Linked DNA regions of Mus musculus: region 2 is linked to region 1. A link is a loop called in an ENCODE intact Hi-C map of the cell type or tissue named here. Cell type or tissue: heart. All regions are shown on one strand.

What was found. A loop is a pair of places that touch in the nucleus more often than their neighbours do. Peaks named below come from ENCODE experiments on the same cell type or tissue, not always from the same donor. Only the 100,000 strongest peaks of a DNase experiment are listed, where the experiment ranks them.
Region 2: a loop joins it to region 1, with 2.1 times the contacts of the local background. A loop is called at or near these places in 2 of 42 quality-filtered maps.

What each region holds. Positions count from the first base shown.
Region 1 is chr1:166,895,172-166,903,171 of GRCm38, reverse strand. No RefSeq gene overlaps it. Among named protein-coding and RNA genes, the nearest start is that of Gm33404, 44 kb to the right of the region's middle. In heart, no CTCF peak of the experiment used is centred here; a DNase peak (open chromatin) is centred at 3,751.
Region 2 is chr1:166,996,436-167,004,435 of GRCm38, reverse strand. Fam78b (family with sequence similarity 78, member B) reads right to left here and starts at 3,019. Exons shown (of 3, transcript NM_175461.4): 1 at 2,608-3,019. The coding sequence starts at 2,870. It overlaps Gm16701 (predicted gene, 16701), which reads left to right and starts at 4,706. Exons shown (of 3, transcript NR_037988.1): 1 at 4,706-4,883. In heart, CTCF peaks have their summits at 1,718 and 3,770 (motif pointing right); DNase peaks (open chromatin) are centred at 1,745, 2,485, 2,855 and 3,635; H3K4me3 peaks cover 2,663 bases; H3K27ac peaks cover 1,409 bases; H3K27me3 peaks cover 3,780 bases.

The DNA of each region.
Region 1 (8,000 bases):
CTACAGACACATTCATGTGGAGATCAAAAGACAACTTTGTGGGATTGGTTCTCTTCTTCCACATTTATGTGTGCTCTGAGGATCAAAATCCAGTCGCCAGGCTTGCATGGAAGTGCCTTTACTGTTTAAGCGTCTACCCAGGTCAGATCTCCTATTTTAGATTCCAGTAACAGCTAGTGCTGATAACAATGTCTCACCAGTTCACCAGTGTTGAACACCACACAGCAGACTTTCCTGAACACTGATGGGCCCCACCCCAACCCTTCCCATAACTTTTTGAAATGGGCAGTGCAACCATTTGTAGTGTTATTTGTTTAATAAATCCTGGCACATGGCTACTACCTGCCTCCATGGTTTATGTTCCTGAATGAAACACACACACACACACACACACACACACACACACACACACACAGAGCATTTATTTATTTCTTTATTTATTTATTCCAATACCAATCAGAATTAACTGGGGGTAGGTTGCCAGAAGCTACATACAGACTTCGGATCTTGGGGTCCTAGCACTTAGCATTACAATACCAGCAAAAGACAAAACCTCAACAACCATTTCCACTTACAGGTGAAGAAATGGAAGCTTTATAATGGTAAACACCTCAAGGACATAGGCCTGGGGACACTGGACAAAATGTTGATCCAGGAGGATGGAACAAAGCCCATGCTGCCTTTTAAATAAAACTCGTACCATATTCAAAGAAAGCACTGTGTTCACATAGTGGCCTAGTGGGGATCTGATTGTGATGGTACACACCGTTGTCATGTCCTCAAAAAAGTATAGGGGAAGAGAGAGAGAGAGAGAGAGAGAGAGAGAGAGAGAGAGAGAGAGAGAGAGAAGAGGGGGAACGGTTAGGAGTCAAATGACATTAGAACAAGATACAGAAAGAAAGGAGACGAAACAGTAGACTATAATCAGGAAAGTTGCAGAGAAGCGAGCTGGGAAACTCAATGGTTCCATGGAGCCCCAGGGAGGAGAGGTGATTGGATCTTGGGAAAGCCCAGGTGGGCTGAGTCCAAGAAAATGGCTGGGTGATCCAGGAAGGGAGGGGGGGCTATATTGGATTTGGTTAACAGTAAGCAGAACAGATCAACTGAAGAAATGCTCAAGGTGGGATATGGGGAAGAATTTTGGATTTAGGAATGTGAAGGGCCAGGGAAGGAAGGACTACTAACTACTAATTTTCATTCTGTTAGGTTGTTGGAAATAAGAATGGGTAATGGGACTTTCCAGTGTTAGGTGACATGTTCTTTCAGGGGTGTTCTGGGAGCCACGTGCCAGTATATTGTTAGGTGAGGCTCCTGGGAACCAGCTAGGAGAATGCTGCAAACTCCAGGGCATGGGGATAATCAGAATCATAGGCCACCACCCATTGCCCCAGGCTGACTAAATAAGGAGCCAGTGATGCAACTGTGCAGAGTGGATGGAACAGTGCTGCTTCCAGTCACGGGCAGTGTCTGAATCAGCCACAGACTGTTTTTGTTTGGGGGTTTTGTGCATAGGAAACGTGAAACTAATTAATTTACTTATATTCCTTTCCCCAATCGAATTAATTTAAAGGGCTTTAAACAAGTACTGCCTCCTTTGACCCCCACAGTGGTACAAGCCCATTTTTGTCAAGAGGACAGCTTTTAATTGAGGTGGTTGCTTATGATCTCTGAAGGAAACCTTTCTCTGGATGCGCACACACCTGCCACTTATCCACATCACTCAGCCTGCACTTTCAAAGCTCTCTGCTTTTAACTCAAGAACACTGGGGCCAAGGGCTGGCATTCCACACACTTCTGTGGGACCACAATTCCCTTTGACAATCTGCTTTTAATTTTAGGGGTCTGCCCACTTCTTGGAGTTTGTTATTAGCCCAGATTAGAAAACTGAAGGATTGACAAAGAGAGATTGGACGGAAAGTATTTCCTCAGAAAGAAACAAGGTGTAACCTTACTCCACCACAATAAAAATCAAACGGAGAAGTGGCGACCGTCTAAAGAGAATTACTGAATATTTTAGGAATCACTTCCCTTATACTTTAAAATGCAGTGCTTCTTGATGTCTGTAGAGTTGTCTGGGCAGCTTTGGCCTTTTGCAAGTCCATCCTTCCCCGATCTGCATCTCTAGTCTCTTAAGAAGCAATGTCTAGAAGCTGGTACTTATGGGGGTGCTTAGTACTTACCATGTACAGTATGGTGCTTAGTACCATGCTTAGTACCTACCATGTACAGTATGTCTTTAGTACCTGGAAAGAGAAAGAAAAGGCTGGGGGGAGAGCTGAGAACTGGGGGAGGTGAGGAAGGGGGTAATTTCACAGCCCCTAGTTGACAAGGACAGAGCTCAGGAAGCTTGCTCGCTGGCAGCTGGCTGAGCGGAAACAAATCCCGGCATCTAGTGAACTCCTCAGCTTCAGGGCTTTTGGCCAAAAAAGCTTTAAGTTTCTTCGTGGCTGCACATTTGCTCCTGCCTCTGAATAGACTCAAACCCCGCCATCAATCTCTCCCTTCCTTTTCTTCCTGCTCAGTTGCCTCCTCCGATTCTACTCACATGACAAAGGGGCCTGTGGGAAGGGATATATGGTTGGAGTTGCCAGAGGGATGTTCAAAGGACAGCAGAGCGCCTTACAAATGATTTAATCAGAACTCTCCCCATTCTGCCAAAAAGGGGTTTTCTCCAGGCCCCAGCTGGCTGACAGTGTAGACCTGGCTTGTTCCTCTCCCTTCTCCCCTGTGTTTCACAGGGTTATTAGAAGATGGACGATACAATTTCGAAAGAAATGCTCTGTAAATTGCAGCCCATAAGCATCTATTATTGGAGTGAGTGTGTCTGTCTGTATGTGTCTGCATCAAAAAAGAGAAGGCTCTTGCTAGATGGTTAGCCAGGTGGTTAAACCTCTGGCTCTAAAAAACATAGGCTCACCTCTCATACCCTGGCTCTGTTATTGGCAGATACTTAGCAGGTTCCAGTGACTCAGGTTCTCACCTGAGAGAAGTGGAAATACCAGTTTCCTTGATGTGGCTCTGTCACTTGATCTCTTGCTCAGGTCCTAGCACATCGGCAATTCTTATAGTAAACAACATAAAAATAAATGAACAAATGAGGACTCACTTCCTCAAAATATGTAGATATTACGGCCATTTACTAGAAAGTTCATCTCCATAGCAGCACGGTGCTTCCCACCTCTTGGTCAACAGGTGGTTGTTGAGTCTAGCCATAGACAAAGCAAATTGCCAAATAAAATGTATGAAACCAGGGCAGGGTGACTGGGTACTCTGACTATCCAGAGTAAGAGTGGTACTTGGGGGCAATAAGTGAGCCTAGCTACAAGAGGAGCCGGGTCAGAGGCTGACCTACTGGGTAGTAAACAGAGTTCAAAGTTTGAGCCTGGGTAGCACAGAGATGCAGGGAGTCACTGTGTCGTTGGTGGGGAGGGCAGGCCAGGATGCAGGTGGAAAAACGTTGCCACAAACCCATTTATGGTTAAGAGGTTTCTGAAGAACAAGCATCCTGTGGCTTTTCCTGGGGAGCTGTGAGCGAACATGTATTCATCCACTCGAGGCACTGGAAACAGACCAAAGAAAAGGCTCTATCGGAGTCTAACTTAATGAACCAGTCAGTTCACAGAGATTACTTCTGGGAGCATGGGTGAAAGATAACTTGGAGAAGTATGATTTCCTCAGGGCGCAGCTACATCATTAGAAAACCCCACCCCAGCATGGATGATAACTTGTGACAGCTGCGTCCCTGAAGCTTCCTGTGTGACTTCCGGGTGGTTCCTCTGGCCAAATAAAATATTCTCCTGAGACAGTGTTTACTGCTTTCGTAACCTTAGGGAGGCATCTTGTAAAGCTTATAGCTTTCTGAGTCTTAAAAGTTTTCTTAGCTTAATGAGTCTTAGGAGCCTTTCTCTTCCTTCTCAGAGAGGATATTTCAATTAGGAAGTAATAGTTACTTAACACCTAGGATCCATGGATTTCCTCTGATAATTTTCCTATCTTACATAAGTAGCTAAGTTATATCTATTTTTATTAAAGATTTGTATTTAAGAATATTATTTTATATTTTATTTGTATGAACTATTTGCCTGGGTGTATGTCTGTGTACCATGTGCACACCGAGTGCTCACAGAGGTCAGAAGATGCCATCAGCTCCTCCAGCACTGGAGTTAGAGATGACTGTGAGACACTGTGTATTCTGGGAACTGAATCTGGCTTCTCTGGATGAGCTGCCAGGTCTCTTGATCATTGAGCCATCTGTCCAGCCCCCACATTTTGTGTGTTCTCCTCCCACAGTGCTCTCTAAAGTGTACAAGCTGTAGAATCACTGTTACCTGTATCTACCTCTGATCACAATACGTCTGTTACACAGGGCTGTCCTTCATAGAGAAAGAATATGGGAGTTGAGATATGATCTCTGGCCAAAAGTTTATACAAGGCGATAGGAGTTTTGCAGCCTGTTTTGTCTTGTAGTGGCAACAAGTTCATGGAAGGCATGGGTGCCTCTACTGTCAAAGCAAACAGCTCCTAAATATATTCTAGGATGGAATTACTTTCAAAGTTGAAGCTTAGAATTTAGTTCTGGGGAAAATTAATGTTCTTAATAAAATGTTCAATCTTAGTTTCCTGTAATCAAGAGAGTTGAGACTGTTTCTGGGGGGAAAAATTACCTACCAGCCAGCTGACTGTCACTAAAAACCTAGACCTTTCATCCAAGAGCTATTTGGTGTCTAGTTTGGCAATGGTTATCAGAGCATTATATTTTCACGTATAATTTGCTCACCAACAGGGACTCTGGATTGGCTCATGGCTGGCTTTGTTCACCAGGGCAAAATTACAGCAAATTGTCATTCTTAGGACTAACATTTCCAGCATGTGTCCGTGTCGTGTCCCCCCCCCCCCCTGCGTCTATCACCCTTGACCGGCTCAACATCTGCCATTCCCCTGTGCATTCGTCTGGATTTCTTGTCTCTATCTTGCTTTGTTAAATGTTTCGATGCAGCCATTGTCTTTCCTCAACTGAATGGGAAGCTTTGAAAACAAGCAACAAACTTGAGGTACAGATTCTTGCTTACTTCTTCCAAAGTTCTTTTTATTGCCTTATTCTTGTAATCTTGGTCCCCTGGAATCTGTCACAGGGCTGGACCAGATGGAGGGCTCAGTGAATATTGGAAGATGGACTGGTTATTTCCTTGGGGGACTGGGAGATGAGCTAAGGCTCCATCTTTTTTATACACCATAGTGGATCCCAGCTTACTCTGGTTTGTTGATCAAGGCCTATGGGTCACACGACCTGTCACAGTATGGGTGCCCACAGCCATAAGCTAGAGCTGCAAACTCAAGAGATACAAACACAGAGTCATGGCTTCAGAGTCATCGAATAGAGCCATGGAACAGAGTCATCCATGCCTTTGGGCATTCTCATTTTGAGAAGGAAAAAAAAAAACTCTACTGAATTCTCTTTATCTTAGGTGGATATAAGCTAAGTAACTATTATTTTTGCAAAGACTTATTCTGACCCTTGTGACTCCAAATGAAAAAAATTTTACCTTAAGCTTTAATATTTTTGCTCATGTGACATTATAGGGATAACTACAGGGAAAGAATACAACTTCATAAAAGTCTATACTATACACATCTTTCAATGAAGGGGATGTATCCTGAATGGTGTTTGCCAATCACCTCATGTGGCCCTGATACAATCAAGAGACACAAGAGACACAAAATATGTGAGGCTACTATTAGTTTAACATGCACTTGTTTCAAGTTTTTAATGAGGAAAGATAGTAATGATAAAATATATAGTATTGTATAATATCATATAGTATAGTATAGTATAATATAGTATAGTATAGTATATAGATAAGTCAATGGCAAAGTGGTTTGCTGTCATTATCAAGTATCAAACACTAAGTATAATTGCATGAGCTAGACTCTTATGTGATGGGCAGTGTAGCAATTCATTTGTACAACACTACTATACTATAATAGCTGTCTTGTCATCTAGGGCATAGGGATTTTTCAGCTCCAATATACTCTTATGAATCTGCTTTCATGTATGACATCATCCTTGATCCAGATGTTCTGTAGCAGGTGACCATATCATTGCTATTCCCTGCCCCCGCCCCATGTAAGGACATGTTAGGTTTGGAACACTTAGTGGAATGCTTTTAAGAGTACCTAGCCCTACAGACATTACTAGACAGAATGTTTTGTAGTTTGCAAAAAAAAAAGTTACTAACAACAAATATAGCAAGGGTGTACATAGTCTTATTTGTCCCCCTGACAGAGAGCTTATATGTCACACAGAGGTCTCCTAAAGTCCAGGATGAGGTGGCAAAGGTGGGTGTGACACATGAGGGAGCAAAGCCTCAAAAAGCAAGCTGGGCCAGCAATTTCTTTACTCATTTGAGACCACAGTGCCAGGATGGATCACACAGTACTCTGTCCCTTTACTCTGATATTTCCTGGATCACAGTTTAACTCAGGCTCTGGTCCAGCATCTGACCAATAGACATGAAGGTCCCTTCTCTGACTTTCTTTGCTTCTCTTCTGATCCTAATTCACTGATTTTAGGGTTTTCAATACAGATAAGTTTGATAAGCTCCCATTTTCTATGCTGGGGACCCAGACTATGGAAAGATGGTGTCTGTTTGCCCTGTGGGTTGGGGGTATAGATGTGAGATCCCAGTGCTAGCCCACCAGTGCATTACCTTTCTACAATGTCATCCTATGCAGCATACTAACACATTCTTTTCAAATAAATACAGAATTCCTTGTTCTTTTCCCCAGAGGAATCCATTCCGAGTCTCATTAGGCATAGAACAAACTTTCGAAGAACTTGGCAGATGGAACAGATGTGGAAGCCCCTCCTGCATGTTTGGCACAGAAGAATGCCAGTAAAACATTTAAGGATTTTGCATTAGATCCATAGCTGAGATGGGAAGACAGTGAGGAAAAAAGTCCCCGGCAATAGAAAGGAGAAGGCGCTCAAGGCTTGATTGGCGGCACATAGGTGCTGCTCTTAGGGTACTCAAGTGGGCCAGATAAAGGACTTTAGAGGTGGAGTGCTTTCCTGTACAACTAAGAACAGGAAGCTGAGTCAAGTCTCTTCAAGACAGGGAGTTTAAAGGGAGCTGTCTGCACTGAGTCAAAGGACTGAGTTTTCCTTGGAGAGAAGACTAGAAATCGACTACTGGTCTGGGGAGTTTGCCATCTTTTTGAGATCTTGCATAGAAATAACGTCACCTCAGAAACATCAAAACTCAAAATATGAATCATGTTTGGATATTCAGTCAAAATTCTACCTTGCCTTTACTCTGCAGAATGACACTTTGACAAGTGACAAAAACAATGCCCTCACCAGTAAAAGTCCCCTAGGGATGAAGCCACGGGAACTCCTGTTCTTGAAAAGCTTAACAAAAAAAAATTATGTTAGCCTAGGAGGTGTTCCACAAGGAAAAGGTGTTCGAGGAAGGAAACAACAGAGTGATTTTTTTTTTTTTAATGAATTGTACAAATCAAATAGACCTAAAAAGGATGATGAAATAAATACCTGTAAAAGCACAGGGAGAGTATTTGCTGTGCCACACCCTGTTCTAGAAGAGCACTTTCCAGGTATTACTTTTATGGGTTAGTTGATTTTTTCTGTTGCTGTGATAAAACACCAACAACTTGCCAAAGACAAGGCTTGTATGTACTTACAGTTCCAGAGGGACGAGAATCCACGATGGAGGAGTTGAGGCATGGCGACTACAGCAACAGCCAAGGGCTCGTATCTTGAACCTCAAGCCCAAGATAGAGATAACAATCTAGGGACTGTGCCTGGCTTTGACTTCAAAGCGCACCCTCAGTGAAGAATCCCTCCAGTAAGGCCACACCTCCCAAGCCTCTCCCAACTGTGCCACTAACTGGGCACCAAGTAGTGAATACTTGGGGCTTGAAACTCCAGGGCCTATGAGGAGCATGTCAGAGAGGCAAGTGAGAAAACTAAGGTGGATCTTGTC
Region 2 (8,000 bases), 100 kb before region 1:
ATAAAAAAGCCTACCCCATCTCTACTCCAGGAAATTCAACATTTAAGCCACAAAGACATGCTCTTTCAATCCTGGAACTAGTAGCTTCTTGGTGTTTGAGATGTGGATTTAGTCTTGTACAGTTCTTTCCAAAATACTGAGAAGTCACCCTCGTAACCTAACTCACAGCACCATGCTTCTTCAAGAGAACACTGCACAGGCGTGAACACCCAGGCTGCAGTGTCTGCCACTCACAGTACTGGCTAAAGTAGACACAACAACGGATAGACTGCCGTGACTTCTATGCAATATGAGTTCCCATTAAAAAGTTTATATTGGCAAAGTTTTCCAGAGCATAAATATTCTGTAGAAACTGGTTCAGTAAAAACCTAAGCTCCAAAGTGGCCCTAAACACATAACAATTATTACAACCACAAAGAGGGAGATTGACTCTGGATACAGATCTATAATAATGCAATTTATGATTTCTTGGAGACTATTCTCGCTTCCCTTCCCCAACAACACGGGAACCAGCAATCTTAAAATATTGAAAGTAGCAGTTAAACGAAACAAACAAAATCTTTCCAAACCTCCAATGCAAGAACTCAGTAAGGTATAACAGGAGAATATATTGTTAGGAATTCATGCCTGTGAAAACTGGTTCAAAAGTGGACACACCCTCCCCTAGAGACAAGGAAGTTCTATCGTGTCTGTGTACAGCTCAACCCGACTCCTTTGGCAGAAAATGTTTTATATTTTATGGAAGGAATATCTATATCTACATCTCTCTATATATATATCTCGTATTTACTGATTTACAAGGGTCTTGAAGCCACAGAGGGCTCTCCCGTGTAGTCATGAGAAAGATGGGTGGGGCGCTGCTTCTGCCCAGCCCCCCCCGGGGGGGCTTCCTTTCCTAGGGGTTTCAGGCTTTGTGACTGGCCCAGCAAGGTTAAGAAACCCCCTCCCCAGACTGCCCCATCATGAGACAGACACCCTCCCCTGCCAGGCTTTCTTACTTGGCCGAAAAGAATGAGTTTCTAAAAGCCCCCAACAAACAAACAAACAAGCCCACAATTCTAACCACTTTTTTCGGGGTGTGTCTTTTTAGGTGGCATGATTCACCCAAAATACGTCCCCCATTTCTCTCATTTCCAGAAAGACAAGAACACAGTGTGCACAGGCATATTGCAAAGCTGGGTTTGCATCTCTCTCTCTCTCTCTCTCTCTCTCTCTCTCTCTCTCTCTCTCCTGAGCTTTTATGCTTAAGAAGCAAAGTGCAAACTCTGGGAGTTAAATGGAAACAAAACAATCTGTCAAAATTCCTCTTAGCACCTATGACTAGTGTTAACTTACATGCTCCCGGGGTGCAAGAAAAAAAGCCCCAAAACTGCTGCTGAAAAGATGCTTTGACCTTTTAAAATGAGAACTCCCCCATCCCACATCCATATTAAATAGGAAACCTTGAGAGTGCCACAGTTTTAGATTAAGAAATGAAATGAGGTTGAATTTCCAGAAAAGGGGTTTCCCTATAGGCTACAAGCTAATTAGGGTGTTCTAGACTGACATTGTAATAGTAAGTAGAATACAGGCCCCAAGTCTCCTAGCCAAATGTAGTGGCCAAGTACACGGAGTCTAGTTCCGAAAGGGGACGGGAGGGCAGATGAAAATCTAGTAGATAAAAAAGTCCAGAACACGACCTCTCAAAGCTAGTGTGGTTCCAGGGCAGGATGTCCGCCCCTGGCGGCCGCAGAGCCCTGGCGATCTAGGTGCACCGCAGCTGCCAAACCCTCAGCGCGCTCTAACCGGCGCTGCTGAAGGAAGTTGGAGAGCTCCCAGCCAGCCGACTGGATAGGCGGTGGGCGCCTGGGAATCCCTTCCAGCGCCGCAATTAGGAAAGTTTTGAAAAGTAAAGACCCCAGACAGATGAAGTGTCTCATCCTTTCCTTGAGCCTAAGAAACACCTCGTGTTACACCAGGCTAGCACAAGGCCACCAGTTTCTCTTGGCCCGGGAGCATCCGGTGCCTTCCAGCTCCCCACCGCCCCAGAATTGGTCCTCAGGGCGCATAGCTAGAGGGGCTTTCTGCCCAGCTGGAGATTCCAGGCAGAGATGCTCCTTAGGCTCGCTGGCCTGGGAAGCAAAGGCAGAACCTCTAACTCCCATTCCTACACCCTGGACCTTCTCTTCCAAGCCAGCTTGATTTTCTCCAAAAGACGCACGACACAGCCCATGCGCCCCCGGGACTCCACTCCTCTCCCCAAACTTCCCAGGGAGACCCACAAATACAGACTGCGCCCCCAAACTCCCACGACAATCGCCAATCATCCTATCTTTGCCTCTTGTACCCTCCCAGTCGCGTTCTTCCTGCCCCTCACTATTCTCCTCGCCTCTCCGAGGAAGTCAGAAGCAAAGCACGAGAAAATGCCTTCGCGAGGAGCCTCCCGTCACCCGCCCTGTCACTGAAACAAAAGCGCAGGGAGGAGGGAGGTGGGTGGGGAGGCAGGAGGAAGGTTCGGAAAGAGATGGGGGCAACGGTAAGAGGGGTTGGGGAGGGGGTTCAGAATGGAGAGTGGAGAAAGGGGCCAGGACCCCGCTCCCGCGCCGCGTGGCGTGGCCGGTCGCTTACATGCCCAGGTCGCTGTAGGTGTTGAAGAACTCCATCTGGTTGCATGCCTGGATCCAGCCCACCACCCAGGTCTCGTGGCGGGGGATGGGGGGCATGACCACACGGGCCGAGGCTTTGAAGTAAGGGGTCTTGTAGCGCAGGACGATGGGCGAGGTCTCCTCGATGCGCGTGGGGCACTGGTCGATGGTGGCGCACACATCGTACACCACGATGTTCTCGCGCCGGATCCGCGCCTTGCAGGTGATGCTTTGGATACAGCCCATCCTGCCGCCCGGCGCCGGCGCGGCGCGGCGTGGGGCAGCGCGGGGGCCCGGCGCGGGCAGCCGCGGGCACCCGTCACGCCGGCATGGCGACGCGCCGCTCGCTCCCGGTCCAGCTCAGCTAGCGCCTAAGAGCGAGGAGCCGCCGCCGCGGGGCATCCTCCGGGGAAGCCCCCTCCCCTTTCCGCGCGCTGGGTCGCGGCTGCCCCGACGCCCGCCCACGCCCGCCTCCTCGCTCCAGCAAGGGCGCGCGGAGCGTGCGCTCCTAGGAGGCGGCGGGCGCTCTCTCCGGCTCCCGTGCCCCGGCGGAGGGCAGGGAGGGGAGCGGCGCTGCGAGGAGTGGTGCCCACCCCGGGCCGGAGCCCCCCGCCCTTCGCCGGAGAGGAGGAGGAGGAGGCGGCGGCGGCGGCATGGAGCTGCGGGAGGGTGGCGGCGGCAGCGCCCGGTTTGTCTGTTTCCGCGGCGGCAGCAGCAGCAGCCGCCGCCGCCGCCGCCGCTGCATGAACCTCTGCTGCACCGCGGCTGCCCCCCGCGTGCAGCGCACCCAGCGGCGGGCGAGCGGGCGGCCCGAGCGGCAGGCGGAGGCAGGCGGCGGCGGCGGAGTCCGTGTTCCCTCCCGCCCCGCCCTGGAGCCGGACAGCGCCCACACTCCCGCATCCGGCTGCGGGGGCGTGTGGGGGGCGCCAGGGGACCGTAGCCCCGGGCGGAGAGCCCAGCGGGCTAGGGCTACGGGGGACAAGCTCCGCGGAAGAGACTGGCTGTACGCCATGAGTTTGTCCCTCTTCGGCTGCCGTCCGGGGGGGGGGGTAGTGTGCAAGGGTGGGGGTGTTTAAAGGGCCGCTAGCTCCCGGGCGGGGCGCGGCACGTGGGGTTGGGCGGGGCCGGGACCCCGGTAGGTGGCGCCCCGCGGGTGATAGTGGGGTGTAGAAGCGGGACCCTGCTTATTGGGATGGGTGGGGCCGGGAGGGCGCGGCGCGGTTCAGAGTATAGAGGGAACCACAGTGGGGTACGGTGAGGCTGCGGGAGGAGAGATGTTGGAGAATCAGCTCCAGCTGAGATGTATCGTTGTGATATAGTTTGTTAGAGTTGGGTGTGACCTCCAGCAGTGCCACGAAATAGATTTACTACCTCGTTCACTGGTCCGCATTTTCCTTTAGTCTAGTAGAAGCTTTATTTTTTAATTTAATTTTATTTTTTTGCACCACAGTATTGAGAGTGAAACCTGAGAAATCCCATTGGAGGCTGACACAAAATCACCCCAAATGCCAGTGTTAGTCGAGGCACCAGCTCAGTCTACTCATGGCCTGTTTTCATATCACCCCTCCACAATCTCTGAAAATACTCTTATCAGAACAACACACAGTGTGTATGTGTGTGTGTGTGTTGGGGGGGGGGGTTGTTGGAGCTCCTTGGGAAACACTGCCTTTTGAATGTCTTGTGTCTTTAGACAAGTTGTACTTAGTGGAATCATCTAGGTAGATTAGAACGCTTAGCTACCCTCCCAGTCTTACCTAAGGCCTGTTAAATACAAACAGAAGTTCAGGGCTTTATAGAACCCAGGAGGATTAAAGAGTAACCACTTGATTCTACAAAGTCAAGGCGCCAATTTGTAGAAAACCCTAATCCCTGTAGAAAGCTGGGGATCTTAGGGATCTTTTCTTGTCTTTGCTTCTCCTGAAGGTGCGTGGTGACCAGCACACAGTCATTTCTTACCAGCTGTGTCAGAGTGAAACCTTGACGGAAGAGCCGCCGGTCTCCGCTCTCTCCCGATGGAAACTGACGCCAGAGATGGCCTGCACATTCCATTCCGTGTATCTGCCACGTGTGTGTTATTGTGATCTCGGGTGTCAAATAGGAAGAATATTTAAGAGATGATTTTTTTTAATTACGTGTCTTCTCTCATAGTTCAGAGCCAGCAGCTTCTTTTAACCTTTTTTCCCCTCACGATCATTGAGCATTTGCTGGATCTGGTACTCACGTGTGAACTCCTCTAACAGGCCACACAAGACTGCCTGGGTGAGTCTTTAGTTAGGACAGATGAATTCCTAAAGTTCTGAAAGCAGTTCTAAAAGCAGCCTCCATCCTTGTCTTACCTTTTCTGACACGCTGGCTTCACTTTATAGTTCACACACACACAAAAAGCAATCTCCTTCTTTGATGACATGGCTCACTTTATGATGTAGCTGCAAGCCTCCATCACTGGTCCCTTTATTCAGCAAACACTTCCTGGTGGCATGGCAGGAGCCAAGTATTGTCCCTAGGTACTAGCGACTCGGGGTTGGACCAACGTTCATGATCCGCTCGAGAAGATAAATCTATTAACAAGTTGTTACAGTCAACTGTGCTGCTGCTGTAATAGAAACGGATAGCCAGTGCCAGGGGAGGCCAGACAGGAGAGCCACTGAGATTTATAGATGGCTCTACCGAGACAGTGACATTTGAATTAGATCCTGAGGACTGATTGAGACTGGCCCAGAAGAGAAACATCCGAGGATGAGACAGAGATGAGTTTGTGAAAAAGCAAAATGCGTAGAGAGGTGAACGAGCTTGGGCGCAGTCAGGGGAAAACAGCCGCTAGTGGTCAACGGACTTCAAATCTCTGTCCCCAAACTCGTTGTTGATCTTCAGGGGAAGTCAGTGAACGCAAGTTTCAGTTTGAGGGGGTGGGAAATGGTTCTCTACCAATGTGGAGACTAGAAATAGGCAAGGTTTCAGGGTCCATGATTGACAGATGATTTGGCCTTGAGTTAGGGTAGAGTTATGGGGCTCCGGAGGCCTGGCTGCGTCTGAGAGTCATTAGGAGGTAAATTTGATTCACTCAGTGATTGATTAGTGTTAGAGGAAGGTCGGGGCCAAATATTGAGTTTTCCAGCTTTGGTGGTCAAATGCATGTGGTCAGATGAAGACAAAAGTAGGAAATTGTTGAGGTTGGGAGTCAAATCGTGTTCAGTTGGCGATGCTCAAGAGACGGTTTGGGGGAGGAAGCCAGAGTTTGGGTTTCAGTGGTTATTATCTTCTAAGGGATAGACAGAGAGAAAAACATTCAGCTGGAGAATTAGGTTATCTTTCTCATTTGAATAATTGGTCAGTCTGCAGTTGTGTGGCTAAAAACTCCATTGTCTTCTGGTAGTACAAGCCAAGAGGCCATACATGGAGAGAATATGTTAGCTGCCTCCAAAATGTAGGAAAAATGTGTAAGGGAGAATATGTTTTATTTTCAAAATGTAAAAGATTTGATGTACCTAGTAGAGTGGCAATAAAATATATTATCTACAGCCTTTGATCAGTGACTCTCTTGATGACTTTACCCACGACCTTGGTGAATCTCCGGAATCATGAGTGTCACCATGACGGGTTCAACCATAAAATATAGTAAACTATAGTCATAAAAGTAAAGGATGCTCTCAGACTTAATGGATCTCAAACAAACGTGGGACTATGATAATTTCTAAAGGTATTTACATAAAGTTTGCAATTAAAATAAACTTACTTCATTATAGTTATTGTTACCTTTTAAACTGCATTATCACCGGAGTCCTCAAGGAAAAACGAAAAGCCCGTGTGAGACTCACTGTGTCAATGCCAATGAGAAAGTGAGCCAAGCTGTGTGGAGACACAAATGCTAGGTGTTCAGTGAGCTCCACCCACTGGATAGATATGGCTGGCATGGACTCTTTAGCCTCCCCGAAGCCCATTCAGATTCACATCTCAGCAAATTACATCATGGCATGCACCTTCCAGGTCACTGACTGGAGACAGTTACCCTTCCCAACTGTTTGTCGTCAAATGCCAGTGCACCTAGGCCTGTAGTGCAGATGAAGTGCTTACAAGTTCAGCAGCTTCTCCATGAGGCTCTTCTGTGTTTCCTGTTCCCTGTTTTCTGCTGTTAGTGATCTACCCCAAGAGTGGCACATTCCAGGCAAGTGCCATGCTCCAAGCTATGCCTAGCCCCTCTTACATTTCCCCATCCACCTTTTCACATGAGTGTCCCTTGCCTCTGGCAGCACCACACACCTGCCTTGGCTAGCTGCCTTCATGCTGTTCATAGTTGCTTGCTCACACTAATCTCCTTCCTCAGGAAGGTGCATCATTATGCTCTGCCACCCAGTTCAGTCCTCAATAAGCATCTGACAACTTTCAAGTCTTGGAAATCTGATGAAACTTTGCTTCCCAGCCCTTCTCTACAAGCCCTGCAAGCTGTCTTATTACCTACAGCAAGGATGCATTTGGGTCCTGAGTCTTTCTCATCCCACTGTGTTTTCAGTATGCTTGTCTGAGGTTAATTGATGCTCTTTGTCTTTAAGCACTGCACATAGTCTGAAGGATTCTCAGTTCTGAGTACCAGAAGTTGGAAAAACCCCAGTGACAAGACCTTGATAACAGCCATTCCTTATGAGTAATGTCATTGGCACTCGTTCTCGGGGTGCAGCACAGATACTTCTTTGTACTCTGAGCTTTTGATGTTTTGGGATAGGACAGAAGTCTTCAGTTCCCTAGCCAGGGCCCTCCAGCACACTCTGAGGGACTCCAGCCTGTTTGCCTCAGCTGCGGTGACCCTGTGCTCTGACTTTTTATAAGAGGGAGGTCTCTGGCTTGACTTTTCCTATCAACTGAGTCATTACTCAGCCTGCCAAAGCAGGCCTTCTTAGAAATTATGGGTCAGAGAGGCCTATCTTCTCATCGACCTTGTCAAGAATTTCCAGAAACCGTAGGACAGACTGCCAAACGTTGAGGAATCGCCTCTGGAACTGTTGAAAATGGAGATGGGTGGCAACCTGGCTGAGATGGCCTGAAGACAGGCCAGAGGCTGGATGAAGCTTCGAGTCGCAAGGGTACACAGTAAAGGACGCCATTCCCTGTAGGTTTATTACTTGGTTGACTGTGACTTTAGGATCTGAATGACCAGATTTTCTTCCAGATAGGTTAGGAAGCTCAGCATGGACCGCCGTCATAGAAACAGGATTATCAAGTCTCTTAGCCTGAGATACAGGACTGCTTTGAATAGTCTGACAGCTTTGTGTTAGGTTCCGTAAAGCTCACAGAGATATGCTCTGGCTTTTCCGTGCTGTCAAAGGTCCCATCTCTGACACACTCAAAAGTCTTTCTTCTTAGTCCTTATCAGTACGGTGATGT